6 separate regions of the Mus musculus genome follow, and all the other regions are linked to region 1. A link is a loop called in an ENCODE intact Hi-C map of the cell type or tissue named here. Cell type or tissue: heart. All regions are shown on one strand. Region 1 overlaps Mbnl1 (muscleblind like splicing factor 1). Region 2 has its middle 36 kb from the start of Mbnl1. Region 3 overlaps Mbnl1 (muscleblind like splicing factor 1). Region 4 has its middle 92 kb from the start of Mbnl1. Region 5 overlaps Aadacl2fm3 (AADACL2 family member 3). Region 6 overlaps Mbnl1 (muscleblind like splicing factor 1).

Region 1 (5,000 bases):
GAGGCCTTAGATTCAGTTCAAGTCTCAAGAGTGGCTTTGTCACCTTGACGTTGGCAGTCTTTCATATTCCCAGGGTTCTTTGGCAGTAGGTGAAGAAGGCTTTGAAGTTATTATTTGTCCGACTCCCAGACTACCTAGAACTTGCCAGTACTTTCTGTGCTTTCTTGTCTTGTTACCCACCTCATGACGTTATGGCCAGTTCATTCTATAGAGTCCCCAGAAAACTATTTCTACATCAGCCACAGTGACTTGTCATCTGTTTTGCCATGCATCAGTCAGTCTGACTTTTCAGGTTTGTGATCAGTCCCTGAACTGTAAGAATAGACCTGTGCTCATTTATACTGAGAAGGTCTTAAATGAGACTTCACTATTTAAATGTTTGTTTCAATAAAACTGGGTCAAAGGATACAGTGAATCAGGGTAAAGAATGAATTCCTTCCCCTTCCCATTCACAAGCTATGAGTAGAGTCCACAGCAGCCAAATGCTTCATTCTTAGACAAAATTGAATATGGGTTTATTCATAATACCTGTTAGCTCTGAGTGCTGTTCTAAACAGTAATTCACTAAAACTAGTTCTGTATCTGTTTACAACATGGTGCTTGCCTAGAAACAGTTGCCCATACTTGGGATGTCCTACGGATTTAAAAGAGCTTGGCATTTCACTGTTTACAAGTTTGACTGAAGCATACATGTATATACATATGCAAACATTCTACTAAGCATGCATGTGTACACATGCACATTCTACCAAGCACACACATGTGCACAGTTTACTAAGCATACATATGTACACATACTACTGAACATATATATACATGTGCACATTCTAAGTGTATGTCTCTCTCTATATATGCACATTCTATTAAATATACATGTGTACATATGTGCACATTCAACTAAGCATACACATGTATACATGCACATATTCTGCTGAACATACACATGTATACATACTCACATTCTATGAAGCATATATACGAACACATGCACACACCCTAGGAAAAACTGACTTATAAAATTTCTGTTCCATAAATTTCTAAATGATAAGTTTTGGATCATTATATATGACCCTTCTTTTTTTTATAAAAACATACTATTTTCAGCATTTTAAAATAAACAGCCTTGTGATATTTGCAGTGTTCAGAATAATAGTTATAATACTTAAGATGTAATGTTAATATAAAAATTAGAAAAAATAAACTTTGAAATATTCATTATAAAGTAACAGCTAAATTCTGAGGTGGAAAAAGGATATATAATTAAATCTACCATCTAGATATCTGTGCTAGAAAATATATAAAGCATTTGCTACTCTTGCTGGCAAAGAAAAATCAGCTAGCAAATCTGCAGTGAATATGTTATGCAGTAACTGCAGAGGTGGTTACAGTGCCATGTGCCGGGAAGTAGGAGCAGAGGAAACAAGAATGGCTTCAGGGTCAGTGCTACATGCAATGCGGGTGAGCTTTATGAGACAGAGTGTAGTGGTGTGGTTCCCTGGGAAGCGTCGAGAAGTTCTGTTTCCTGAAGCGTACCTAGGAGTCAGACAGGTAGGCTGAGGGCAGGCAATGTGGACAGAAACTCATAAATACTCATAAAAAGAGAACCACTAAGAAACCACTTAGAAACCTTCTGTCCAATCGGAAAGAAATCTATTTCCTTAAATACATGGAAATGGAATCACCCTGAAGCTTTCAAAAATACTGCCGCCTAGATACCTTTCCTGGGAATTCAGACAAGGAGGGGTCGAACTATAACATGATAAAACTCCTCTAGGGAATTTTAAATTCACATTTGGTGATTATGTGAGAAACAGACTTCCAACCAGACTAGAAGCAGACTCAAATGTGCCCAATCCAGGACCTTCCGTTGATTCATTTATAGTGGTAGACATGTAACATTCGTGAGCATCTTCTTTAGAAAATAAACATAATAATCCCCAACAAAGTGGCAGCTCATTCACTGAATGCCTACTGTAACCAGGCATTGCTTTGTATGGTGGGAACCTAGAAGGGAACTAAGAGATATCTTCTACTCTCCTGACATCCCCCCTCCCAAAGAGGCCAAAGAAAGGAAAGTCTTATAGTAAAAAAATTAAACATAACATAAGTAAAGCACTTATCACAGTGTGGGCTGCCCGGGATAGGGAATTACTAGTAATAATCATGTTTGTGTAGTTAACTAGGATGGTAATGTGAAATTGAATAATATTTTCAGTTATAATGAAGCCTAATAACTGTAATGTAAGCAGAATGCTTCATTTAAAGCAAACAAGTGATAAATAAACTGCCCCAGAATTAGCAACTGGAAAATGTCCTTGGAAAGGTAATGCTAAACCAACCTTCATTGGAACAAAGATATCTATAAGTCACTGCTGCAAGGATGCACTCAGTATCAAATATACCAGCTACATAGTTAGACATTATTCAATCCCTACTTCAGAGAAACGAAGACTTCAAATACCAATGCAGCCATTCCTATCTTTGAGATCTTACGAGCCCTCTGCAGGTCAGCTCCGGTAATGCAGGAGTGGCCATGGTCACTGGCTTTCCTACATTAGGATCCACTCTGAGCTGTAACCCACCCCTAACACAGTGTTCATAATTGGTGACAGCTACATTCTATCCATATGTAGGTTTTCACTGTATTTAACTTGGTGAGATTTAACGAGGCTGATTTTATTGGTGTGCTGTCATTATTGTGTCAAGTCAGGGAAAAATTTCTTCATCCTGAATGTCTTTATGAAGGCATTTGCCTTAAGTAATTCCTATAGTATACAGTGACATAAACATTTCAGTAGCTTGCTATAGTAAGTATCAAGTGGGCTTTCTTGGAACTCATTTTAATTTACAGCTATGAATGCAAAGAGAAAGGATATTAATTAGCTTTCAATCTTTTAGGACTCTGCTAAATTTATAACAATTCTTCTATGTGGTCTGAGATTCCATACCCTGTATCTGACTGTGTGCAACAGAACACACATTTGCCTAGAATGTTCTTGGACAGAAGTTTAATGCATGATCACCATGCAGGACTGACCCTGTCATGGTGCTGCCCTGGCCTCTAGCACACAAAGGGAAAGCCTGAAGTTAGCTGCTGTTCAGGGTTTTGTGGAGAGACAAATGCCACTGGACCCAGTTTTACACATGGATCCTTCTTCATAATACACATGGAATTTTTGTATTTCCTGAGGGCAGCTGCTTCGCATTGGAATAGGCTTGAGGTTTGAAATGGAAAGACTTATTCTAGGCTACTTCATTAGTCAAGGGCCACAGACCTGTCAGAGTAATTAAACATGGTGTTCAAAGCACATGCTTGGAGGACTAGCTATGTTAGGGTGAATGTATCAGTGTGAGCTATGCTATGTTATAAATTTTTCCCAGTGAATCAATGTATACATTAAATAGTCTATCGTTCATATTGTTCTTAGTACAGATGTGTACACAATGCAGAGCTGTCATGTAGGATGGATGCTCAACCATGGTATAGTCCTTTGGGACCTTATGCTCTCATATTAAAGAATGCCATTTACACATAGTAGATCCCTGGCTTCTCTCCATTGAATGCAGTAGCATCACCCCAGTGTGTCCTGCCCGCTGACAGCCCATCCCATGTTTTTTAATAATTCTGTGGCATTTCCTGGGAAATGTTCTGTCAGGCTTCACATTCCAGACATTTTCTGGAGAAGGTTAATTTCCATTGCTGAGTGCCCCACAAGTATGGGATGGGCTTGTAGAACACTGAACCTTTCTTCTGAGAAACCGACATCAAGTGACCAGGCCAAATGCTATCTCTTCTGTGCTCAAAAGACAGTGTAATCATCACCTCTCACAGCCCACAGATTTGGTCAATGTGCTGGCTGTGGGGCTCTGTGATCCCCTGGGACATCTGTGTCTGCTCAGATGATAGGCACTTATATCCTGTTAACACTTGAGAACAGACCTTTCCACTATATCTGACAGCAGTTACACAGTGTGTTTCTCAGACACATTTCTAGGATTGAGTCACAAAGGTGGAGACTGGGTGAGCACAAACAAGTGTCTGTACTAAGATATTTAAGACGTTAAACCACAAGTATTCTAGATGCCAATCTTCGAACCCCCTCTGGAGATATGAATGCATATTCTGCCTGCTAGATTTGGAGAAAAACAATGACTTAGCAAATATCAGTATACTGAAATCTTCTTAGACTAAATTAAAGACAGAATTAAATAGAAGTTAAGGAAGAAAGAATGAATGATAGATGAAGAATAAATGATAACTCTGTAAGTAGAGTATCAATTTGGAATGGAGACTTGCCATTAAGTTTTGCTTTTTGTTTCAATTTGCAGCCAATGTTTTCAGTTGCACCAAGCTTAGCCACCAGTGCATCAGCAGCCTTTAACCCTTACCTGGGGCCTGTTTCCCCAAGCCTGGTTCCAGCAGAGATCTTGCCGACTGCACCAATGTTGGTCACGGGGAATCCTGGAGTTCCAGTGCCAGCAGCTGCCGCAGCTGCTGCACAGAAGTTAATGCGGACAGACAGACTGGAGGTAGGATAAAGAGTTGAACCTTCATAGTTTCCATTACAGTTCTTCAAGTGTTTGTAGCCAGAGTGACTTTAAACTGAATGAACATGTCTTGGTTCAGTGTTTGTGCAAGTTTGCTAGAATATGGTTATGCTGTTTTGGTTAATGCAACAATTACAAAATCAGTCAGCATCTATGTCTAGGTTCCTCAGGGAGGGCTTGGAACTGGGATCAGCGTGTCTGTTTCTCCACTTTGTCTTAGTATCCTTAAAATCTTGCACATGATGCTAATGCTCAAACCTCAAAGAGTTAGAAAAAATGTTTGGCCCAGAACAGTTGCTTCTTGAATGTTTCTTGTAGTCATCAACACAATATAATGATTATTGGAGTGAACAAATAAATGACTGAAGTCCAGAGGATCTCATAAACAGGAACACATTGGCTGCTGTGCACGAACTATTACAAAACTCTCTGCAGATGTTGTCATAACCTCT
Region 2 (5,000 bases), 140 kb before region 1:
CTGATCCCTAGTCTGCAGTACGTACTACTTACTGTGTTGTGTATATTATTTGTTATGCATACATATGAGGGTTTTTGTCGTTGTTTTACTATAGAAATAGCAAACCTCTCTTCATCCAGCTGGCAGGAGGGGAATATTTTACTTACTATCTAAAAATCTGCTCAGTTATTTGAAATGCCTTTATGGAAAAAAGTGGTTCTTAGCAAAGAAGTGGGGAAGAAAAATTTGAATTTTTTAAAGTATAATTCATTTCCTAAAGCAATTCTAGGACTTAGAATTTATATATGCATTTGATTAAAATTTAACAAAATTTCCAGAATAAAAAATATTACATTCTTAAAATATTTTATATTTACAAAAATAAAAAATGAAGTGTCAATCAGAAAATTTAATTTAAAGACATTTAAGTATACCAAATTAAAAATTGAAAGCTATTTTAATGTATAATATTTATATTATATATGTTATAAGACTAAAAGGGATATTATTTGCATTTTTAATTTAATGGTCCTATTATACAAACATAATTTTTGATATCCTACAATGATGAGGATCCAGGTTGGGTCAGCAATTTTTGGATGAATAATTAATATATTTACATATAACATACCAGTGATAGGAATGTTCCAAGTCTTGACATGGACAAAAGAAAGAAGGTATTGAGAGACCCCTACTCAGCATGAGATTGCCCAGCTGGGGTGTAGCTCAGTGATATGGTGGGTGCAACATGCAGCATGTCAGAAAGAAAACAATAGAGGATGTAAGATGAGATTCCTGGTTACCCTTCTCTAAATGCGTGAGCTTTGTTGCCCATAAAAACCTTAAGTGTACAACAGGAGTCTAGGGAATGACATCATTGCTAACCCGAGTAAGGAACCCAAACCTTTAAGGATGCTGTAGCTCCTAGCATCCTTTCACTGGAACAAAATTTGTCCTGCATCTTTTCCCAGCTGATTCCTGTTATACTCTAGAAATGACAGTGCAGAATAATGCTGCCTGATGCTACTGGGCAACTGAAATGAGGCTGGTGTGACTGAATATTGAAGTTTTCATTGGGTATCATTTTAAGTGGTTTAAATTTATATTTAAAGGTGGAAATAACATGATTTTGTGTATTTCTACCTATTATTACATTTTTATATTATTGTTAAATATCATTACACTGTTAGACTATTAGCTTAAATAAAATACTTTGTTGTTATTCGTGTCACCTGTTTATTTAAAGTTCATTTTCAAATCTTCTTTCTCTTCCTGGTTCTCCTGTTGCCATGGCTCCTCAGAGTTTCCTAATAGAAGAGCATGGATTTCTAGTACTGTATCTTTCTTGTTGGCATGAATCATACAATTGTTGTTGAACCAGTCAAAGGTTTCACAAAGGGAAAGTATTTAATCCATTTGCAGACAGTAATCACATGTTTTCAGCAATGCTAAGAAGTTCTAGAAGCACCATCCCTTAGCACATATCCAGCAAGGACTTGCTTCTCCGAGAAATATCTCAGAGATTCTGCAAGGAACAAGCAGTAATGGGCTTGAACGGTGCAGATGCCCATAGCTAACACACTGGGAGTTCTTTCTTTCCGTCACCTTATGTTTTCTTGGGGTGTGGAACGAAACTAGAGCCTGTTTGCTAAGCATGGATGCAATCCTGAGTTCTGCGTTCATGTTTGGATTTCTTCTGTTGTTTTCAGAGGATGCTCTAAGCCCTTTCCATTGCATCGTACATAGGTACTCTTGCTTATATCTGCAGTACTCGTTTGCCAATACTTTTCCCAGTCTGTGAGTTGATATGACCAAAATAGCATGCTTCATATCACATGGTGAATATTACACCTTTTCTCTGACTGCATATACTTTTCACCTTAATCGTCCCTTCCAAATATCCACATACTCTTACTTATTTATTTACTTAGTTAAGTGATTGTTTCCCACTTACTTAGCGTACCTCCCTAACCTTGCACCTTTGCATTTCCGCGAAACTGTATACTTTCTGATGTGTTAAGTTAAACTGCAATTTGATTGCATCCCAATGTAACTATTCACCCTGAATGAGGTCTCCTTGAAGTAGTGCTCTTAAAAGTAACAAGTTCAGGTATTCAGAGAAGGAACCTAGAGTTATTGGCATGAGTAGTCCACAAGGCTTGACAGAGCACTTGGAAGGTTGCCTGGGTAGACAGTCAGTCCCATCTCAACCATGAACATCAAGAAAGTTCCGTGCTGTGGGAACCTAGACAGAGTCATAGTAAGGAATAGAAACAAACCGGGGACTGGTGGACAAATCTAATCACTTTTGAATATATTCACTAGCAGAAATATGAAGATACAGGTACTCAAAATTCAACTGCACCCAATGCTCATGTTTCTAATGGTCAATGTCAGCCAGAAGGAAGAGAATAAGGCATCCTGGCAAGGAATGGAGAGTCAGCATCTGGCCCAAAGAACAGGATGGTAAAGGGCACAAAGACTATTCATGGATTTTATACCCATTGATTTGATTTTTATTACTCCTTACAAAATTGCACATAAAAATAAAGTAGACGAATGACTATAAATCTTTAATATTACTTCAAACAGATTTAATTTTTTAAAATCTTTATTATAATAAAAAATTTAAAAACAAGTTGACAAAGTAGAATAGAATTTTGTCCAATTTTATGTCTTAAATTAGTTTTGGACAATGCTTGCAGCATAAGTATCAGGTTACATCTTCTCTCTGCTCTCTATTTCTGGTAGCTTCCCAGTCCTTTGAGCATCTCACTGTACTAAACTTCTGATTTACAGTATATAAATAAAATAGGAGGTCAGAGATGATTGAGAATATCAGGCCAAGCCTTCCTTTTCGAGGCATTCACTTAATAAAAGCAAAGGAAATATATAAACGTTAAAATGTTAAAGCATTTCCTTAGCAAGTTCAAATTAAAATCTGTGAACCAGAGGAACACACCTCACCACTTAGCTGTGCAGATAGCATCCAAAACAGTGCTGCCTTGGAACTTTTAGAATCCCATGTAATTGCACTTAGGAAAGAACTAGTGGTTACAACTGAGAGTATCTTTTACTTTAACTGAAATCTCCTTACAAGGAAATATGCACAGTCATTTGATAAATTTTCGTAAATGTATATGTGTATTGTGTGTTGTGTGTGTGTGTGTGTGTGTGTGTGTGTGTGTATTTGGGTTTGCTTGTGTGGACATACGGTTACACATCCCTACGTGTGCAAAGCATGCTTCTAAAATCACAAAGTTGATGCATGGTGTCTTTCTTGATAGCCCTCCACCTTATATGCTGAGGCTGAGTTTCTCTGAACCCAGAGCTCATCTTTTGCACAGGTCTAGCCATCTACTTCCTTAGATAATTCCCTCTCTCCACCTGAGAAAGACTAGGACTCCAGGCAGATCCCACACCAGCTTCACTTTTATGAGGTTTCTGATGATCCAAACTGCTGTCCTCACGCGTGTGGGATAAGTGCATTGTCCACCGACTCATCACTCCAGCTCCTTGATGCTCTTAGGTCATATGAATAGACCTGGCCTGAAATATGGAGACGATTTGCTTGTACATGATGATATATGTGGGATTAGGCCTAGGTCTAAACTCACAGTTCCTATACATCTCATGGATCCCTTATACACACATCCCTTATACATACATCCTGAAGACAATTTCAAACAATATTTTGACTATGCTCTATCATATGAAGAGTAGAATTTTTCACTCTTAACACTATGTCAGTCCTCAGGTAAGTTTCTGGTTTTTAAGCATTCCAGAGTTTAGATTCTTGTAAAGAGACTCCTGACTTGCAGCAGAGAAGAGAGGGGAATGGAAGGTGAGAAGAAATAGCAGAGGAAGAGAGATTTGTGATAGTAAATAAGGATTGAAATTATGAAGACAAAGAATCTGTGACCCTCTTCCAAACTATATGACTTACAATTTCTTAGAAAGGTACTTTGAACATCCTAAACATGAATAATGACAATTGTAATTTTATTGTTTTTCTTTATCAAAATGTCCTTTTAAATTGAAATAATGCCCAATTTTAATCTAAAATCAGGTATTTTCCTAGATTGAGCTTATTAACCTCAATTATTTTAGTGCACTAAAAGATGCATAAGAGCCATGCATATTATAAAGTAACAGACAGACAGAGATTTGTGTGTGTATGTGTGTGTGTGTGTGTATGTTGTGTGAATATGTATACACACACATGTGCTTTTCAAGAATATGTTGCTTGGCAAATAGATGAAATTAAAATATTTCATATATTTATTTTGTTTATTTAAATTATGATGAATGTGTGTGTGTGTGTGTGTGTGTGTGTGTGTGTGTGTATGCATGCACTTGTAGGTATATATACATAAATTTAGATGTTTGCAGACCCTGGAGGTGCCAGATCCAGGTTATCCAACACAGGTGCTGAGAATTAAATCTGGGTCTTCTATAAGAGCTCTTTACAATAAGTCACATCTCTAACCGTCTTGTTAAATATTGATTTATTTATTGCAAATTTAATCCAAATGCTATCAATAGCTCAGCAGTAATAAGTTACACAGGGGTTTAACTGTGATTCCCTAAAATCACCATGGTTCTTTAGAGAAGTAACTAACTTTAGATCTCAGGAAGAAAATATACAAAGTTGGTTCAAGTATCTTGCCCCAGAGAGCAGGGATAATTTCAAAGGATATAAGGGTTATCTCACAAGGCTCCAATTGTAATGAAGAAACCTTTAAAATGATGCAGAAATGATAATAGCAGCACCAGAACGAATGAGTACAACACAGTAATATGGAATGACTTCTTAACCCTTCCAGTTGATAAAGATCAGACAAACATCCAAGATACAAATGAGTGAGATCAGCAAATGAGCAGTCTATGAAATGGTAGCTGTGTGTATGCAGCATATGCAGTGAAGTTGGCTGTGAACATAAAAAATAAAAATATGATCTACTTCTATTTGGATTAGGAAGGTAAACTGAAAATTTCTAAGACATCTCTTCTTGACCCAA
Region 3 (5,000 bases), 85 kb before region 1:
ATTCTTCTGTAATTACTAGAGATATCTGAATAATATTTTTACTTCCCTCCCCAGTTTCCTTCATCTCCATGAGTGTGGGGTGCATACACAGTTTTGTGTTACACCCATATGTCCCTGTATATTCTATAAAGGATGACAAAGTATCCGAGGAACTGAAGCTAAAATGGAACAGGATGAATGTGTCAAAGGGATTGGTTCTCCCATTAATGGGTTAGTTTACAGATTTGTATTGAAATGTTAAGTCATTTTGCACGTTTGTATTACTAATGAAAATTTATAACAATATTGAACATTATCTCCTCTAAATAGAAGGAAATAGAAATACACTAATATATGTGTGCATATGTAAATATCTAACTGTGCTCTCAGGAAAGATTGACATCAAACAGTTGATAGCTCCTGTTATTCAGAACCTTCCTAGCATGCCTTAGTGACTTAAATTCCACTTCCATTTTCTTCCACTTACATTAATTTTAACCGATTTACTTATATTTTCATTACTGATAATAGTATTAATATTTCCCTTTATGTATCAACAATTTCAAAGATAACTGCAGAGCTGTATCTTTATAGATAACGATGCTTAGGTTTGAAAATTCCACACTAATACAGTGTTTAGCAAGGGAAATAAACAGCAGTGTTCCTGTTTAAAATATCAGAGAAAAAGGAAATAAATTAAGCATGCAGCTGTTGCTGTGTGTACTGACATTGGCCCCTCTGTTCTTGAAATTGTACTGTACCTTGAATGCATTATAGTCAACATGGATACTAAATATATTGTAAAATATAGAAATTTTAAGAATTTGATAGTGGCCATTATAGCAATACTGACACTTAGTAGGTATATTAAATATTTCTAATGTTTTCAGTAATTTCAAAATTATAATTTATAGGTTGAAATTAAAATTTATTTAAAGTGTGTGATGATGAGAGATTTACTATATGTGCCTAAAAGAATATATTTATTTTCATGTAAAGAAAAATGAGATTTTATGCTTAGAATCACTACCTGACAATTAACCAAGAGGAACAGCTTCATAAAATTATGTAGAAAGAGAAAATCCAACTTTGAGTGGCAGCAACATCTCATGAGTTTAAAAGGTCAGGCTGGTGCAGGAGGTGCCAGCTTTGCCACTCAATGTCATGCAGAACTCTGTGACAGCCAGGCTGATACAGCTGAAAATATCTGCAGCCTTGGAAGCTTTGTAAGTTTCAGAAGGTCATTTTGGCATCAGAGTAGCAGTGCTGATTCACAGGGAAGGTCAAACTAGATAGCTGGGTGAACACATAGATTGCTGAACCCAGGGACTGTAGAGTTCAGAGCAATTGCCAATTTCAGTAACTGGGTATTGTGCTCTAATTGGTTATGACTCTCATTGAAATATTTATAGAGTAATGAGATTTACTTAATTGATGACTTTTAAATTCTCTTAACTTTTAAAAGTTTGTTATTCACCTCCAGTTTTATAAACAGGTCAGAGTTTGCTTTAGTTTTATTTATATATGATGCACTTCATCAAAACAAAAGCAATTTTAAAAATCGCGTTGGCTTACTACAGTAAAGTGTGCATCAAACACAACTGTAAAAGAACAACTGGTTAGAAGGGAAGATATGACTAGAGCAGTTGAGATGAAACCAAGCATTAAATTTATCTCCACTCTGCTGCAACTAAAGCAAGATTTCTAGGAAGTTAAGACAAGAATCCGACTTATTTAATAAGATTTTTTTTCCTACCCTGTGCTGTGTTTTACTTTTAACCCTTAGATACTCAGTGGGATGACGCAGCTGCTCAGCCCTTGGGGGTTGGATGTTGGGAAGGATGAATTCTCAGCACTCAGGAAGCACACGCCGAGTTCTTGGGCACTGACCCATTCGGACTTGATCCCAGCCCAGAGCTGGGGCCAACCCCATTGCTTGTAGTGGCTCCATAGAGTCCAGTCTGTGGTCTTCATGGTCCGGGATTCCCAGGCCCGACTTTGTTGGCTGCCCTTTGTCTTGTTGCCTTTTCTGTGCCTGATGAAACAGTCCTTCTTCCTGTGCCAGTGCTGCCGCCCAGTGACAGAGCACCTGACTAGCACGTGCACGGATGTGGGTTCAGTCCCAGGCACTGAATCTAAAAACAAACCCCAACAAAACAAAACAGCAACACCAAGCTCCCCCTGCCCCCCAAACCCCCAAACCAAAACTGTTCTTCCACTTCAACCCTAGATCTGTTGCCCACGTCGAAGTCTCCTCTGACCTCTTTAACTCCTCAGCCTGCTGTGTACTTCTCACCTTTGATAATAGTTGTTAGTTATGTCCTTGAATGAGCAGCAGATCCCTCCAGGGCTAGATCTCCGTTTTCCCTGAGCTCATCTCAAGGGTGATCGGAAGACATTAAGCAGTGCACATGATGATCCCATCTCTGCGTTTTGTTTTGTCTTGTTTGTTTTTTGTTTTGTTTTGTTTTTTTTTTTTTTTGGTTTATTCATTCAATATGGTCACTGTGAGTTGAATGTGTTGTTGTTTTTGTTTTTTGGTTTTTTTTTTGGGGGGGGGGCGGGAAGGAACTTAGTAAGAGAAAGAAGGAGGACAGGAGGACTATGTGGCAAAGTTAGCAGAATAGCTCCGGAGCTCCTGCAGGGTTTTTCCAAGGAGATATTTGGGACTTGAGAACCAGAGTTTTTAATTTTTGTGTTTGTTTTGACTTTCTGTTTTTATTTTATAGACCAATTTGCTGTTTATCTTTTTTTTTTTTTTCTAAGAATTAGTGTAGTGTGGATTTAGAAAAGGTCAAGTATGCCTTTCAAACACTGCTTTCTCCCTGGTCTACTTTCTTACGGTTTTCTCAGCTGTTAAAATTAATGTGATATGGCTGATTTAAACCATTCCATCTTCTCGGCTGCTCTGTAAACTGTTTTAGTGGCTCACTTAGATCAGTACTCTGTGTCTCCTCACTCGCGATGGTCCTAGCAGGCTCTCTGCTTTGTCCCTGGGTATGCTCTCTGCTCACAGGGGTTAAATTTCTCAGATGAGAGCCCTGAAGGGCCAGCAGGCTCCAGGTGTTGAGTGTTAAATATCAATGTTATACTCAAAGAGCTCTTCTCAGGGGTCAGCCTCACCATCAGCTACTGGGTAACTAGAACTCTGCTCTGCTCAAAAGAGTAAACAGTACAGTAGAGGAAGAGCTGATGGCTATGGTGCTGTCAGTATTCTTATTCTGTGTGAGGATGGGCATCTGGTTTCTGCTGTATGGATAGGGAAGGTGAGCTCTGCAAGAGATCTCTCCCTTCTCACCTCCCTCCCTCCTTCCCTTCCTCCCCCTGCAGCAACTGGAAACTTCCAAGCAAACAGCCAGTGATGCAGTAATGGGCCCTTCAGGGTACCTAACTGCACTCAACACTCACCTCCGGTCTTTTGCTTTTCTATCACTATCACTTCTAAGTTTGCTAGGAAATTGTCAGTGTGTGTTTTAACAAAATCTTACACTGGAAAACACAGGACCCGAGTTTGAGTTCATGTTCTTCCATTTGGTTACCTAAGGAGACTTCAGTGAGTCAGTCACTTAGCTATGCACATGTCAACTGGTTGTTCACAAATGAGTAAGATAATAAATTTAGCTATCTCTTATATGTATGGAAAACAAGCAATACATCATGAAAATAAAATAAAAATACCAGTATAAAATATTATTTGATAATATAGAACATGGTGTATTTTATTTTGATTGATGGAAATAAAGTTCTTATGAAAAGAAGTTTAAAGGATTATGTTTTCTTTAACAAGAACCTAAGCATTTCTCTTATATATATATATATATATATATATATTTGTTTAGTCATTTATTGGACAGTCACATGATAGGAAAATAGAACAAGTTCAGGCATTGTTATCAGACTATTGTTTTAATCTGCCCCGTGTTGTCATCTAGTTAGGACTTTGAAAAACAGGTTAAGGTTTCTTCTTGCCTACTTTCTTGGAGGGAATTATTGGACAAGACTGAAGCATAAGTGTTTGGAGACATAATGAATTGTATTATTTAGTATCCAGTGTGTTTAGTAATGTGAAGGTTTACCTTAGAATAGTTACAGTTTAAAGTGCACTAGCTTTCTGAAGCAGATGATAGAATATAGCCAAAGACATGTCACAAAGTCTTTAAACAACTCTCTCCTCTCAGAGTATATATATATCCTAAGATTTGAGGAAATGACCAAGTAGAAACACAGTAAGCAGTGACTGAAAGTAGCCTTTCAGATTTTGGGTTTTTTTTTTTTTTGTTGTTGTTGTTTGTTTTGTTTTGTTTTGTTTTTGGTAATTGCATTTGCAGAAATTTTAAGTGAGAAAGAATAGCATGGAGATGGTAAACCTGTAGGGTTTTAGTCTCCTGCCTCAGCACACATATATGTCCCAGAAATACATTCTTTTAATAGTGATGCCTAACTGACTGAGTCAGGTAGCCCAAGTTCTTTCTGATCCATCCATATCCCAGAGAAGTAAGTGTTGGAATTAATAAACCATTGGCAGTGATTTGAGTTTGTTGTTAAATATGGTTGTGTTCTGATTTGCCACGGGAAGGTGGTCATTGGTTTTTAAGAGCGTATGATGCTGGTGGAAATTCATGGAGCTTTAATCACTGTCTCATTAACAGGGTGTAGTCCGCTTTTCATGTTTCTTCATGTGTTACAGCTTTTCCAGAATGCACAGAACCTTATGTGCAATTAAAGTAATTAGGGAAGAGCAGTTTTTCCTCTTTAGCAAAGGGATCAGATTTCAAACTGCCCTGCTAATTTGGTTAATATGTACTTCTTTTAGAAAGTACCAAATTCTGATAAATTCTTTGATTTTTATCTCCTTTGATTTCTATCCTGACAACAGCATAAAATCTCATTATCAAAACAAGAATAGGAGAAGTAGAAATGCCCATATTCTGGTACCTAATCATCCCAAGTCTTAACATTTCTCTTCCAATACTTAGGCATATGAATTATTTTATTTAGTAACTGAAAGTGTGAGTCAACAG
Region 4 (5,000 bases), 190 kb before region 1:
AGTGGAAAACTCAGCATAGTGGATATGTTTGATTTCATAGTGGGGGTCGCAAAAAGTACAAAGAAAGAAACAAACCACAGGTGGAAGAAAGGAGGAGGGCTATCTGGCCCTAAGAATGAAAGTATAACCTGCCATCTACGGGATGCTTGTGCCATAGATAAAAGTCCTGGGAGAAAGCGGCTGAGTGCATCAGGTCCCCAAGGCTGCAGTTACAGAAAAGGAAAGCAGTATTTATTGCTAGCCAACTGTGGGCCGTGGTCTAGTCTATCAGTGCTTTAAATGCATTTCTCATTTGTCCTCACTATTGCCTATAAAACAGCATTGTGTAGCCTTTTATGATGAGGATCTGAGCTAGCCATTGTGACATATCTGGTAAGTGTGGCAGTTAGGAATTAAAGAGGCCACTCTTACTCCAATGTCCATTTTGCTCCCTGATATGTATGTGGGCTTTCTTCTGCTGAAAAACTGAGAACAATAAAATGTGTTTAAATTAATCCTGTACCTAGTTCTAATTTCTGTCTATATAAAAAAAAACAAAACAAAACAAAACAAAACACAAAACAAAAACAAGAAAAACCCTTTCAAAACTAAACCCTTTCACTCCCTTGTCTTAAGAGTCCATAATATAAGCATTATCATGGTAAACATCTAAAATTCAAACTGTATCTTGTTATTTCCTTAGATTTCTCTGGAGAAAGCAAAGACACGTGAAGAGTGTTACTTGCTAATCTCTTTCCTTTGTTTCTCGGCTTCCCCTTAGAAAACAAGTTTTCGGTAAGCTACATGGTCTGAAAACACACAGCTTCATCACGGTTCACAAATCCAATTGTTACGTTTTTCTGTGAAATTAGTTTTAATATTCATAATTACTTACACAGATTGCTGATTATAAAAAAAGTGTAGCCACTTATTTGGAAAAGAAAAATAAGAAAATAAATCTCCAAATCCTATAAGTCATGTAATATATATATATATATATATGTGTGTGTGTGTGTGTGTGTGTGTGTGTGTGTGTGTGTGTGTGTGACTTGTATGCTTAAAAATGTTTTCTAAATGTTTGTTTCACTTCAAGTCATATGATGTAATTTTTCCTTTGCCATTAGAAAATAGCAACATAGCAGTCAACGGTTACACAATATTTCATCATACACCTATGCCTCCTTCTTTTACGTGTTTATAATCCCCCTAGGGAAAGAACCACATGCATCTATTTCAGTTGCCATTACTAGAAAAACAGGACTAATGAGAGAAGACCTGATTGCAAAACAGATACTTCTCAACCTAGAAACTGGGGAAAGGCACAGCCAGTGTATAGCTGAGGGCTTTCAGTGGGGGAATCACTTAAAGTGGCCAAACTGTGATCTGCTCTGACACAGAGACTGGATTCAGTTACATGCTGTTGATTGCTACTATAGAAATATTCAATGACAATGACATGCCATTTTATCTTTATAGAAATAGCACTCACTTTCTCTCTTCCTCTCTCTTCTTAGATATTTTTACAGGTATGAGTTTTTTGCTTTCAGTGTGTGCACCATGTGAATACAGTGCCTACTATGGACATCAGAAGAGGACATCAGATCACCTGACACTGGAGTTACAGAGCCATTTGTGAACTGGCACGTGGATGTTAGCAACCAATCCCAGGTCCTAGGCAAGAGCAACAAGTGTTCTTAACCAATGAACCATCCCTTCAACCCAGAAACCATTTTCTAGAAATATTTTAAGCCAATTTAGGAATAAAAGAAACTTTCATGTCTTTATATTTCTATGATAAAGGAGGTATTTTTTTTCAGGAGGAAAATATTGCTTCTGATCTAAAGTGGAATACACATTGACAGAAGCTTTCCTTACCATTGAAAGTAAACATATTTAACTATATTTTATTGCTTCATGAAACAAATCTCTCTCTCAAGTCTCTACTCACAGGCAGCTCATGATTGCAGTCATATTTGCTTTTTGTGAACTTCACTCACCTAACCAGCAAACAGAAGCTCTTGTCATCCCTGAAACTGTCTATTTCTGTGTTAAAGAACATTACTTATGTAACGTCTGAAGAAAGGTAACCAGAAAGGTAACGTGATAATCCTGTAAATGAACACAGCATTGGCTGATTGCCCTTGTCCCTCCCCTTCAGTGGATCTTTGGATGTATGATCAGAGCAGGAACAGAGAGGTCCCAGCTGACCCCTCCTGATCCAGTTCTAAGTGGCACGACTCTGCTCTCCGTGCTTATCTTAAAGATCACTTTGTTGTCTTCATGAAAAGTCCACACACATGTCTGAGGCCATAGTGCTCTGCTTTGTTGATAGAATGTCTGGCATGAGCCACAGACGTCTTGGAGCAGCAACTGTTTTTAGTGGCAAGCTACCAGGACTCTAGAAAAAAAAAAAAAAAAAAAAAAACCTTTGCATTTTTCCAAGCAGCGGCTGCATGCCTTCCAAGCCTCTGTTCATGTCTGCCTTTAGAAGAAGCTGAAAGTACCTCTCTCAGTGACAAAAAGAAAATAACTTCTCTTTTCTGCTTCAAAATTATTTGATATAAATAAGATGTGTCGACTGCCTCTACTTTCGTTTTCACTCCACCCGACTCAGTCCTTCCTGTCTCTGCCAAACTAGGAGACTTTCCCTGGGTGTTCTTAAAAGGTCATCTCATTTCAGAAGAAAAACAAAAGAAATAGGGATAAAGCACACTTCTTTTTTCTTTCCTATTTTCAAGTAACTTTGTGAGAAAGAACCAAAATATGTATAGACCTGATTGCAAATTCCCTGCAGTTAAAATATAAGCTACTTAACACTAACTGTAATGTTGCCTGCCTCACAAATGCCTTCTCTGCTGTCCAGGACCTTGAAGAAAGCCATAAAAGGGAAGGAATATAATTTTGTTTGTTGGCACTTACTGAAAAGCTAAAATAGAATAGTAACAGCAATCCCTTTTGCCAGCTCCCCACCAAAGAAGTTGTGAGATCACAAGTTACAGGGGCAGTGCAGGGCCCATGTTCTCAGCTGTGTTCCAGAGCAGCTGACAGGATCAGTTCACCAATATCAATCTAAAGCAACACAGAGCACTTGAGGATATCTAAGATGATTTACAGAATGCACAGCTGTATACATGGATGTAGTGCATTTTTAAAATGTAGCTTTAATTGGAAACATGATAGTCCTTTTTCACTTCTTGGTAAGAAATGGGATTTTTTTATGTTAATTATCAAGTATGGAAATACCAGATTTGTAATCATGCATTTTGTTTTCTGGTTAATGAACTACAAAGACAATATATAATTTATAATTTATTTTTAAAAACTCCAAAATCTTTAAGAAAAGTTGAGATGCTCAGACACTGGCTAAATCATGACAATAATAAATGACTGTTATCCTGCAAAGTTATTGCTCTTTGTAAATGGGACTCACTGAGTGTCTGGAGAGCAGTTTAGTCCTTCGAAGCCCAGTAGTTTATATAGTGAGACTGTACATATGTTTTAAGTTTCTTATATTTCCAATTAGGTAAATTATTTAGAGTTTTGACCCAAGTAAGAAAAGTTGAAAAAGAATACCACTGTGTCCAAACTATAAAAATTAGTAATGGCTATGGGAAGTTTTAGTTTGTGTAGTAATGCATACTTCAGCTCACATGAAAAGAAGCATGTGGGCTACTGCAGACATCATTACATAGGTGTGGGTTTTCAAGTATGACTATGAAAACTTTGAGGGATCATCTTAATTTCTTTTTAAATTATAATGTTCAGTCTACATTGTGGCCAAGAGAACATAACTGGAATATGAATCAAATTATGTCTGTGTTTTTGTTAATAAAAAGAAAATTAAGCCATTCTAAAATTACTTTCCAAATCTGCCTGAAGAGGATTTTTTTATTATTATTTAAACTCAAATATAAAAGATCTTGTCAAAATATGCATGCAGAATTTCTTTCTTTGGAAGAAACCTGCTTCCTTTGAGAACAATGTCTACGGTCAAGGTTCCAATCTCCAAATATCTTTAATGTAGAAAGATTGATTTTAAAGAACCCTCATTGGGTAGCTTAACCGGTATGTTGTTCACCTTTCCCCAGTGCCCTCCCACATTCAAGTCCATCTTGCCTCATACATTGGGTCCTTTTCAGACTGTCTAGGGGAGCTACCAATGGCCATAGCAACGCAAATGTTATGTAAATTCCATATTTCATGGGTTGCATGTTAATTAAAGGTACACAATGCAATGTTGTGAAGTGATCACCTTTGGTGTCTTCTAATTCTGAGCTGCTTATTTGTTTGCAGACTAGATTTAAGCCAGTGCTTCTCAATGGTTGTAACCATGTTGTGGGTTGTGTATCGGATATCCTGCATATCAGATATTTACATTCCAACAGTAGCAACACTTATGAAGGAGCAACAAAACAGCTTTATAGTTCCACGACATGAGGAACTGTATTAAAGGGTCACGGCATTAGGAAGGTTGAGAACCACTGGTTTAGGCACCATTGCCTAAATTTATATGCAACACTATAGGCAAATGTAATTCCTTTAGACTCAGCAGAATCAAATATGTTTTTTTTTAATTCATGAAGGAGATTCCTTAGCCTGCTGATTTCCCTGTGATACTGGATTGGGTGCCTAATGTGAATCCTAGTAAATTATAAAAGGAAGTACATGGCTGCTTTATAGATTTGGTGATTTCTCCTGCACATTCTTTGATGTCTTATAGAGCTCTAGGCAGGGATACTTACTTCCTGGTGTCTTCAAACGCTTAAAAAGGTAGAAACTCTTGTTTACATTACTTGTTAACATCTTCTCTCTTTAGGCATTCTTACTCTATCTTACTTTTCATGAAAGTGTTTTCCTCTACATTTTTCTCTAGATCTCTAGATTTCTCTATCTTCCCCAACTTAATTTATGTCTTTGGATTTCTATAATGATGACTATCTGTTGATTCTCTCTGCTGTCTTCTGAGCCTAAGAGTGACTGAGTAGTGGAGGAGGAAATAAGAGATTTTAGGTAGGAGTTAT
Region 5 (5,000 bases), 730 kb before region 1:
AGATTTTCTAATTTTAAATTCCTTGAATTATCTAATCAATGATCATGAGTTGCTTTTGAATCCCCGTCTCTATTGAGGGCCTGGTGAAGCTTACAGATTTTCTGAGGGCAAAGATGCATCCATTCTCACTCTTCTCCCAATAGAAACGATATCACAAACCCTTTAAACCAGAATCTACTTCTTGTTTTAAAATTGAAACTTTTAGTAAGCCCAGGTTTAGTTGGTGGAATTAAACGTTCAAAGTGGGCTAATTAAAAAAAATCTGGGAAAATTGAGATATAATTGAAAACATAACCATAACCATAATTTCTCCACTGGCTTTGTTTGTGTATGTGTTTGTACCTTTAAAGCTACAGGCTCGCTCCTCAGCATCTATTTCCAGCTGCCCTTGAAGATTGCATTTTTGTGATCAAGTTCTTTCTTCAGGATAAAGTTCTTGCAAAATATGGAGTGGATCCCACTCGCATCTGTATTTCAGGAGACAGTTCTGGGGGCACCTTGGCAGCAACAGTGACTCAACTGGTATGTTATATATATTATACCTGATAGAAACCAGCCCAGTTAGCCCTGAAATGAAAGAAATCGTCTGGATGCTATGATTCTATTATTTTTAAACTATAACTTATACAATGTAAAATAATCCAGTAAATTTGTTGTTTTGCATGATTTTAGCTTTAGTTTTGGTTTTAAGTAAGTAATAATAAATAAGGATTTAATAATCCTTCTCTTTCTCCCATCTATCTCTATCTGTCTGTCTGTCTATCTCTATCTCTGTACGTACGTGTGTGTGTGTGTGTGTGTGTGTGTGTATGTGCATGTTTACTGAGCATTGAATCCAATGTCCAATGTTGTGTGCTTGCTAGACAAAAGGTCTTCCATGAAACTATGTAATATCCTCCTTTTAAACTCTTCTCAAGTTAGCCTACCAAGTTTAAAAATATTCCAAGGACTATGAACTACCATTTAATATAAGCTTTACTGTTAATATTTTAATGGTCAATTGTAATATTTCTTGTGATGTTGGTATCACTGTACTTGATGTGTATTAATTGATTTCTTGTCTCTGTAACTAGAAAAGATGACAAGAAGCAGCTAAAAGAGAAATGAGTTATGGTGTGACAAGATACACTACATCATGGTAGAAAAGCCATGGAAGTGGGAGGGGGGTTATCTCTGGATGGAGCAGGAGGGTGGAGCTGTTTGCTTACATTTCTCCAAGACACACAGAAAGAATCATGAAGCAGAGGACATGTATAAATGGTGTCCAGTGGCTTGTTCCTCCTGGCTCACTTCATAGTCTCACCCATAGGCTAATCTAACAGAGGAATTTTCTTTCATGTTCCCTCCTGTCACATAAATCTAGCTTTTGTCATGTTTTCAAACAAAATAAAACAAAACCAGCCAGAACAATTGAGTTTTTGTCACTTCGACACAGAAACAGATCATCATTCAACTCTAGCCTTTCCTCTCTTATTTATTCCTAATATTTTACATTAATGTTGCGATACCAATATTCAACACATTCCAACTTTAAAGTCCCACGATCTTTGCAAATCCCAAGACTTTGACAGCTCAGTCACTATAAGTTATTCAAAGTCTATCTACAACTCCAAAGTCTATTACTGTGGGATCCTGCAAAATGATAAATTAATTAAATAATTTTGTATTCCAAGAAGGAAGAATCAGTATTGATTGTTCCAAGTAACCAAAAAATTTCACTCTAGTGGTTCTTAATTCAAAATATCACATAAATGGCCATGATAGAGTCTTTAAGAGATTTTCAAATTTCTGGACAAATGCTGCTTACTGGCTTGACCCTCATGGCTTGCTCTGTCAGTTTCATCTAGTACACCCCACCTACAAGCTGTGTTGTCCACAATGGGATGTGCACTCCTACAGCAATCACTAGTTACGAAAATATGCCACAGTTTTGCCTCAGGCCAATCATATAGAGACATTTTCCAAGTAGCTTTATGTTCTTAGATATCTCTAGTTTGTGCTGATTTGACAAAAACTAATCAGGACACACATCAAGTATAGTTTGAGCTGCCCATATATTCTTGGATATTTCGGTTTCGCTTAAGGCGAAGTCACCTGGAGCCACATCCTTAAAGTAAACAGACTCCTCCTTTCCCAGCATACATAAAAAAAATCAATAGCTTCTTTGAGAGAGTGAGACTTTGAGAAGTCAAATTTAATGATGTTTAAGGATTGACACTTATTATTTGCTAAGTAAATTTAATGATCTTCATAGACACTAGAAATCTAAGCATGTGTGTATTTCAGTTCATATTTACAGGAAGGGCATAACCACATTTATAATGATCTTACATCTCTTTGTATTTTAACTTTTTTCTTCTAAAGTTTTACTTAACTTTATCATGTGTTACATGTATGAGTGCTTTTGCCTGCATGAATGTTTACATCCCATGTGCATGCAACGCTCACAGACACCAGAAGATGGCAATGTATTCCGCAGAAAGTGATGCTATTGACAGTTTTGAGCCACCATGTAGGTACTGGGATTCAAACTTGGATTGTCTACAAATTCAGTAAGTGCTCTTAACTGCTGGCACATTTCTACAGCTTGACAACATTTCTGTCATTAAAAGCAAATTATAATATGTTTTTACTGGAAAATAAAAGAGTATATGATTTTAGAACTTCCAAGAGCTATTAATAGCATTTGCTAATTAGTTCTGCAGAATATTTTTCTTTTTAATTCATAATTCTATTGGTTGACCAAAGATACTGAGCTGAATCTGAGCTGAATCTTTAGAACACCTGTCGTCAATGATGATTTTCCTCTTCAATTTTCTTCTGTTTCTTTTATTGAGAAAAATTAAAGAGTTCCTGTTTTAGAAATATGATAAAATCCTATCTTAAGCTATATTATATTCTTAAACTATGCATATCTTTATAGAGTCTTGTCTGTGCCATTTCTAAAATTCCTAGGATATTATAGTGTTACAATATAGACTTTGATATTCACCTTCTTTATCGAGAAAGCGTCTCTCAATCAAATTCAGATTTCACCAGTTTGGCTGTTCTTGCTAGCCAACTTACTTTAATGATGCCAGCTCTGCTTTCCCAGGCTGCAATAGCACACTACAGGCCCACATGTCACATAAATGGGTTCTGGAGAACCAAACTCTGGTTCTAATGCATTGTGAAGCAAGAACTTTAACAGCTAACACACGTTCCTCACAGCAGTCATTTAAATACCAATGAGAGTACTCTATCATTTATGCAGAATCACTGGCATTGTGTGTCTTGTGCTTAGATATGTATTTTATACCTAGCAGAGGAGTGGAAGTGAGCACAGATTATGTCACTAGTACAACTATGATACTATCTCCATTACAGGATGAATGTGCACATCCCATCAGCATCTATACTTCCTGCTTATTGCAAATTAACAAAGGATAGGTAGTAACAGCACTATGGCTCACCCAGTTTCTCACATTCTTTAGTTGCCCTGTAAATGGTTAAAATGGGAAATTACATAAGGAAGAAAGAATGTGAAGGGGTTCATTTGTTGCTTCTTCTTCATTGGTAGCAAGTTCTAATTTCAGGAGAAGCTGAGGCTATTACATCTTCAGGATCTTCAGTTTTTTAGCATCTAACATTCGGATCTGGAACATGGGCTCAGAATTCTGGTGAATTTAAAAGGGCCGAGAAATAAAACAAAGTCTGAGATGGATAGAATTAAATATGCTATTGTAATGAAATAGCTATTGTGGGATTTACATGCCAGCATCAGTGAAACACACATGTCAGCTCCTGCGTTCATCTACATGATTCACTGTCCTATTAAGTTCAATGGCATAGAACTGCATGTAAAAGAAATTATTAAGAATTTTAAATTATAGCTGCCGAGCTTTTAAACAAACACGATGTCCTTTTGGAAACAGGGCTTTTGACACGTCCTTGGCTGCACTTTCACACATGATCTCTAATGTACCACCACTAAAAAATGTTGTTACACTATTCTAAACCATGCTATTGAAAACCAATATAAAATGTTAGAGATTACATACACAAAAGGAGTCATATATTTGGAGCAGATCAAGGAGGCATATAAGAGATGGTTCAATAGAGGAAAAGGAAGATAGAAATCATATAATTATATTATAAATTCAAAAATAAAAGAAGTAATTAAAATGTGCCACTTTACTGAGGAAGAGTATTACATTTTTTAAGTTAATCCTCTAGCTTACTAGGCTCATATGTCTTAATTATAATTTTTCATGAAGTTTCAGAATGAGGAGTCATGTTGTTGAATGTGACATTATTTTTGTGTCCTGAATTAAAAAGGAAGTATTAATTAAACAATTTCATGTTTGTCCACATAGCAAGGGTAGAATTACATGTTATCACATTTCATTTATCTTTTGACCTTTGCAAACTAGTTTGAGTCATTTTGTAAATGAATAATATTCTCACCTTACTTATATTCTTTTAGTCAGTTTGTATATAGGATAAGAAATACATGCTGGTGCATGATCATTTTCAAGCAGGCACATTCATTCTTGGATGATGTTTTCATGAGGCTCAATATGAGAGTATTTTCCTTCCCTGAAGGCTCAACTTTCTTCCATGGGCTTGTGCAGCATTTATTCACACTGCCTATATTAATTACAAGACATACTTGTTAAGTAGCTGCTACCTGCTTTTAAATACTGTCTGTATGACTGCAATGACTGTATGCTGCAATTGCTGTCTGTATGACTGCAATCTGTCATTTTTTAAGAGTATAGAAAGCTCAAAATAGTATTAGTTGATCATCCTTGCATGCATAATCTGAAAGGGGCAGGAGTGGGCACTCAATCCCCTGGCTGGAGTTACAGACATTTGTGAGCCACCATGTGAGTACTAGCAATGGAAATCAGGACCTCTAGAAGAATAGCCAGTGCTATTGACTGGGCTATTTCTCCAGCTCCAAAACTGCATATATTTTTAGGACACATGGTAAAGTTTGACACATGGTCTTTAATGCA
Region 6 (5,000 bases), 97 kb before region 1:
TGCTAAGATGGGTTTATGTGCGGTATGCATCCCCAGGATTAAAAACAAAGTTAGAAGCAGCCTGGAAGGTTATTGCCACTGTTTTAGGTTTCTGTGTCCACCAGCACAGGCACAGACCATAGCAAGTGATTAATAAAGTCTGCAACACTCTGAGCTATTTCACAAACAAATTAATTCAAGGAGAGGGAAGTCATAATTACGGCCTTTGGATACGCAGGTCTTCTGCAGCATGCTTTGAAATAGTACACTAGTGGGCATGTTAGACCTCCTTCCTGGGTTTCAACACAGTGTTCATACAAGGAACTTACTTAGGCCATAACTTTCCAAACCAGGCTGTCTCTGTCTATGGCTTTACAATGTTGGTGTTGTTACCTGGTCCTATTTGTAAGATAAAATTCTGATCCCCAAAGATAAGTTGAAGTGAAAGTTCAAGGACTGCAGAATCCTTGAACAATTTAGTTCAGGAGGCAGATGTGTTAACTATGTAGTTGGTAGCCTGAAGACAATGAGTTATTTCACAGCGGGAGAAAGCACGTGGCTGTCACTTCCATCTTTGCCTCCTTAAAAGTTGGTGACAGCTAAACTAGCTTTCAAGAAAGCCATCATGTTCCAGTTTCTTGTATTTGTACAGGGTTACACTTTTTTCCCCAAGATCTAGACATAGTTTTTTATGTTTCTATGTTTAATGCAGAGTTTCCTCAGTGAGAACTACTTAGTTGAAGGTTGTGTTCATAGAACAGGTTGGCTTCAGCCCCAGGAAACCAGTTCATTTGTTTTAAAATTGCACCACCACTGAAGACATCATACATCATAGACACATTTTATTATTGGGAGAGACTTAGACAGACCTCACATAAGCTTCATTTAATATTTTTTCTCCTGTAACTGAGAGCAAATGTGAGCATCAGATCCACATCTAGTAGTATTCGGGCACATGCCAAAAGAGAAAGCAAAGTGTTACATGGTTTGGGATACGGCTGCTTGTGTGTGTGCTTCCCCATCCGAGGCAGACTCCAAGTGGAATTCATTACATTTTGGTTCTAACATTCTGTTCTTGCTCAGGGCATAGAATTCCTGTGAAATGAAACACTTGGTTCTTTTCAGAGCAAGAAGAGATTATCTCAAGGTTTCTCCTTGGGGGTGGAGGAGGCGGGTAGAAACATGCAGTGATGGCTTTCCTTGAGGAAGAGGGCGCCATTCTTATATAATAGTTCCGACTTTTATTGTAAGTAAGAAATTTTTACATATTGTCCCCCTCCTCCCCCATCGATGTCACCATCGTTAGTCTTGTATTTGATTTGTTTATGGAGACAAAAAGGTCTTCTGGCTTTCTCCTTGTCGTTAGGTAGGTGTTCAGAGTAGAGAACATCTCAGATCTTGCTTGGAGTAAGCCCAAATGAATAGGCAGTTAAGGATTTTGTTGTTGTTGATGCTGCTGCTGCTGTTGTTTTGTTGTTGTTGTTGTTTTGGTTTGGTTTTTTTTTCCTCTAAAGGGCATTAGAGAAGCACTGTATATGATGGTCAGGACAGTAGAAGAAATGAACAAAATAAGTTCAATAAGTGTTTGATTCTGTTTAGGGTCCTAACAGGATGCATTGGAAGGTTTTAAAGGGGCTGGATTTCTAGATCAAAAACTCCATTTTCCAGGAAGTTGGGAAAGTGCTGCAAGGTACAGGAGCTACTAGCCACACATGCTGCTAGTACTGAGATGTTTTCTGTAAAATGCATGCTGGCTTGTAAAAATGTGTACAAAGAAAGTAAGATACTCGATTATATTATATTATACTTATGTTAACTGTTTTAGAGATAATGTATTGAGTATTGGTTTTGATAGAGCATTTTATTATATTTATTTCCCATTTCCTTTTCTGTTTACTTTTCCTCCCGAACAACTAGAAAACTTGATATAACAAATATGGCTTATGTTCTGTGAGGCAGCACTGTTTTGAAATAAAGCAGGAAAGCAGTATTTTGAGAAAAAGCTTAAATTAGAGTTCGCTAGTCAAAATACACCAAAAGCGATTTTTATTTTTACAAGGTAAAGGCGCTTATTATACACAGAAACTAAATTGCTTGTCTTTCTCATCCATTGTAACCAAAATTTGGGCAGGAATACTACCATACGTCTATTTTTATTTCTTCCAAACTACTATTTAGCTTAGAGAGTTAATGATGAGGTGGTGCTAACAAAGAGAGACTTATAATTAGGGGGGTGAGCTTCACACCTCGCAGAGGCCAGAATAGGCATGATTGCTACCCCGAGATGTTTAGAAACACTGTACTTATCATTGTCCTGGAGTTACCAAACAGAAGCAAGGCAGTGACATTTATTTTAAAATAGTGTTCGGTAAACAGCAATTATCTTCAGGTGCCTAATATGTACTTTCTTTTGTTATGACAGACCTTCCTTAAAAAATAAAGACACCAAACAAAGCCAAACAGCTTACAGGAATGAACGATTTTCACCTGTAAAGAGTGGGCATTGCTTTGCCTGTAAGGAGAGAGGAAGTTCCACTTCTGTCCTGAAGTTATGGGCTCCGAGGCATTCCTGTGCCTTGACACACAGTATTTATTCTTGAGAAAGCATCTGCCTGTAAACAGAGCACAATGGCATTGTCCGGGCACATTCCTTTCAGATATTTTCATAACTGAAGTACACTTTGCCTTGCAAAGTGAGTGTTAGGCCAAAAAATTGTGGGGTTTTTTTTTTTTTTAGCCATGCAAAGTTATGTTTGCTCATATTTTCCTGAAGGATATCAAAGGCATACATGTTATTATTTTTCTTCCCCTCCTTCTTTCCCCTCTCCCTCCCTCGCCTCTCCCCTCCCCGCCCCCTTGCCCATGGTGGAGCCATATCTTAAATGGAGCCTCAGGGAGAATTCATCCTAATTTGGTGCATGGCTACTCTGTGGAAACAGGCATATTTCATATTACTGTAAACAACTGTGGTGGGAAGAGAGGAGGGGGAGGATTCCTGCTAATTTGTGTTCATGTCTGATGAGTCATGAAGCCTGTTAGGCAAGGGATGGAGAATTCATTAATTGAAAAGCAGCTCCTTGGAAAGGATTAATTGACATATACCATATTTATAGACATTTTTTGTTTTAAGAATTGAGATAGGGAAACTGATGAATAATAGTGTTTTCATATTTATATTTTTATGTAAACACTGCGATATTCTTGGGAGAAATAAAAGTCCTAGCATATCCATGGTTATGTTTTGATACATATTATTAAATTTAAAAAAAAACATAGCAGACTGTTATCTCTGTTTTCTATGACACAGTGTTAGAAAGTTGTTTGTCACATGTGCCTGTGAGATGCAACAGTCTTTGAGAGACTTTTTAAAATGTAGACTGTTTAGGGTTCTGTTTTGTACTTTCCCCACTTTTCAAAGGTTCTCTCTCTAGATTTCTGTGATTATTCTTTGTTAAGCAGTACAGGACACATCATCTGAAGACTACAGGAAGCCATAATATCATCAAATATATATTTCAAAAAAGGGAAGATATAATTTTGAAATGATACAGTGGTATTTCATGAAAGTTAAAATGATACAGAAGGGTTCCTGTTTGCTTGGTACAGAGCATTACATCTCAGCAGATGCTAATCCATTGCTTGAGTAAGCTGGTATCCCCAGCTTGGTATAGAACTTTGCATAAGACAATGAAAAGTCCTGATGCAGCTCTGACTGAGTGCATCTCCAGATAAATAAGTAACAGGAAGCGCAAAGTGTTCTTTTAGTTTCCCAGCTTTACCATAGTTTACCCTTTGCAGCATTCATTGCATCCATCCAGTAATGTTTCTTTCTGTTTATATGTAACATTTACACAGAGGATTTTGCTATATATATTGTATAATATTTTTCCCGAATGACCTAAGCTAGAATATTGGCAGGATTGTTTATTAACATCAGTAGACACTGAAACAGGACAGCTTCTGCAGTATAGTTGCAAATGTCAGGAAAACCAAAATGGCAGCTGTGGTAATAAAGGATTTAGAGAATTTGTACCAGAGAAAAGCTAGATTGAGAATTAGGAGACATTTCTACCTAGGTTTTGATGATAGCTTTATAATATACCACAGACATTCCATGTTCAGCATACCAAATGAGAAGGGATTTTGTTAGGGAAAATGAAACTTAAGATACAGAATAAGCAGGCAAGGAGAAGTGCATATGGGTAACAAGGTTTACATAAACAGTTACAATCTCTAAGGTTTCTGGACTCAAATGAAGGAAATAAGAAGGTCAAAGAGTATCTGATGATTTTGAACTCAGGTGAGAGTAATATTTTGTAGACTAAAAAACAGCAACATCGTTGCCATTTTAAGAAGCAGTCTGGGAAGGCTTGGTGAAGTCTGATTTCTCTTAGGACTCTAGTATTGGCATCTGTTCACAGTTAAAAAAAATGAGAGACAAGGAAACAATTTAAAAGACTTTTACAGAAGTTACAGGTTAGTGCATAGCATAAGCATGAACTGTATTGAAGTCTAAGAATGCCAAAGCAAGGCGCAAAGCAGTAATACACAGACTGTAAACATTATCATCCAAGATATTTTCTAAGCTTGACTTAATGCTAGAATTTTCAGACTATTTACAACTGTGCATTTTCACCTTCTATCCAACAGTCATGCCTTAGTATTGTTGAGGATAGTAAAACTGAGACGTCAGCATCTTGTCTGACCATAGAAGAATGCTGTCTGCCCAGTAGTTCCTTACTCTCAGTAGTAGACCGACAGCAGAGAGGTGGTCAAGCGAATCAGCAGCTGGACCTACATGCTGTTGGAAGGTTGGTGGGAAGCGCAGTGTTGGCTATACTCAGCTTGCTCATCTTCTTCAAAAGGCCTACTCACTGTTTTTTGTTTACTAAATTTTTACTTAAAAGCTAAGTTTGAAAGAATGTAAAAACTCCTTAGAAATACCATATCCAAGTTTATTTTGAAAATTCTCTTCTTTAATACACTATAGGCAGAATAATAAAGATCTCTCTGGCTATGAT

The links. A loop is a pair of places that touch in the nucleus more often than their neighbours do. Peaks named below come from ENCODE experiments on the same cell type or tissue, not always from the same donor. Only the 100,000 strongest peaks of a DNase experiment are listed, where the experiment ranks them.
Region 2: a loop joins it to region 1, with 2.7 times the contacts of the local background. A loop is called at or near these places in 5 of 42 quality-filtered maps.
Region 3: it touches region 1 in a loop (2.6-fold over the local background); 19 of 42 quality-filtered maps call a loop at or near these places.
Region 4: it touches region 1 in a loop (2.5-fold over the local background); 10 of 42 quality-filtered maps call a loop at or near these places.
Region 5: it touches region 1 in a loop (4-fold over the local background); 8 of 42 quality-filtered maps call a loop at or near these places.
Region 6: it touches region 1 in a loop (2.9-fold over the local background); 17 of 42 quality-filtered maps call a loop at or near these places.

Annotation. Positions count from the first base shown.
Region 1 is chr3:60,599,365-60,604,364 of GRCm38, forward strand. It overlaps Mbnl1 (muscleblind like splicing factor 1), which reads left to right. Exons shown (of 10, transcript NM_020007.4): 4 at 4,330-4,530. Among named protein-coding and RNA genes, the nearest start is that of Mbnl1, 100 kb to the left of the region's middle. In heart, a CTCF peak has its summit at 2,511; a DNase peak (open chromatin) is centred at 2,517; H3K27ac peaks cover 1,064 bases.
Region 2 is chr3:60,462,489-60,467,488 of GRCm38, forward strand. No RefSeq gene overlaps it. Among named protein-coding and RNA genes, the nearest start is that of Mbnl1, 36 kb to the right of the region's middle. In heart, no CTCF peak of the experiment used is centred here; no DNase peak of the experiment used is centred here.
Region 3 is chr3:60,514,412-60,519,411 of GRCm38, forward strand. All of the region lies in intron 1 of Mbnl1 (muscleblind like splicing factor 1), which reads left to right. Among named protein-coding and RNA genes, the nearest start is that of Mbnl1, 16 kb to the left of the region's middle. In heart, a CTCF peak has its summit at 2,062; DNase peaks (open chromatin) are centred at 1,180 and 2,050; H3K27ac peaks cover 1,338 bases.
Region 4 is chr3:60,406,471-60,411,470 of GRCm38, forward strand. No RefSeq gene overlaps it. Among named protein-coding and RNA genes, the nearest start is that of Mbnl1, 92 kb to the right of the region's middle. In heart, no CTCF peak of the experiment used is centred here; a DNase peak (open chromatin) is centred at 2,241; H3K4me3 peaks cover 814 bases; H3K27ac peaks cover 1,201 bases.
Region 5 is chr3:59,868,491-59,873,490 of GRCm38, forward strand. It overlaps Aadacl2fm3 (AADACL2 family member 3), which reads left to right. Exons shown (of 5, transcript NM_001243003.1): 4 at 351-522. Among named protein-coding and RNA genes, the nearest start is that of Aadacl2fm3, 9.9 kb to the left of the region's middle. In heart, a CTCF peak has its summit at 2,448 (motif pointing right); no DNase peak of the experiment used is centred here.
Region 6 is chr3:60,502,322-60,507,321 of GRCm38, forward strand. All of the region lies in intron 1 of Mbnl1 (muscleblind like splicing factor 1), which reads left to right. Among named protein-coding and RNA genes, the nearest start is that of Mbnl1, 3.6 kb to the left of the region's middle. In heart, CTCF peaks have their summits at 1,195 and 2,525; no DNase peak of the experiment used is centred here; H3K4me3 peaks cover 1,613 bases; H3K27ac peaks cover 1,627 bases.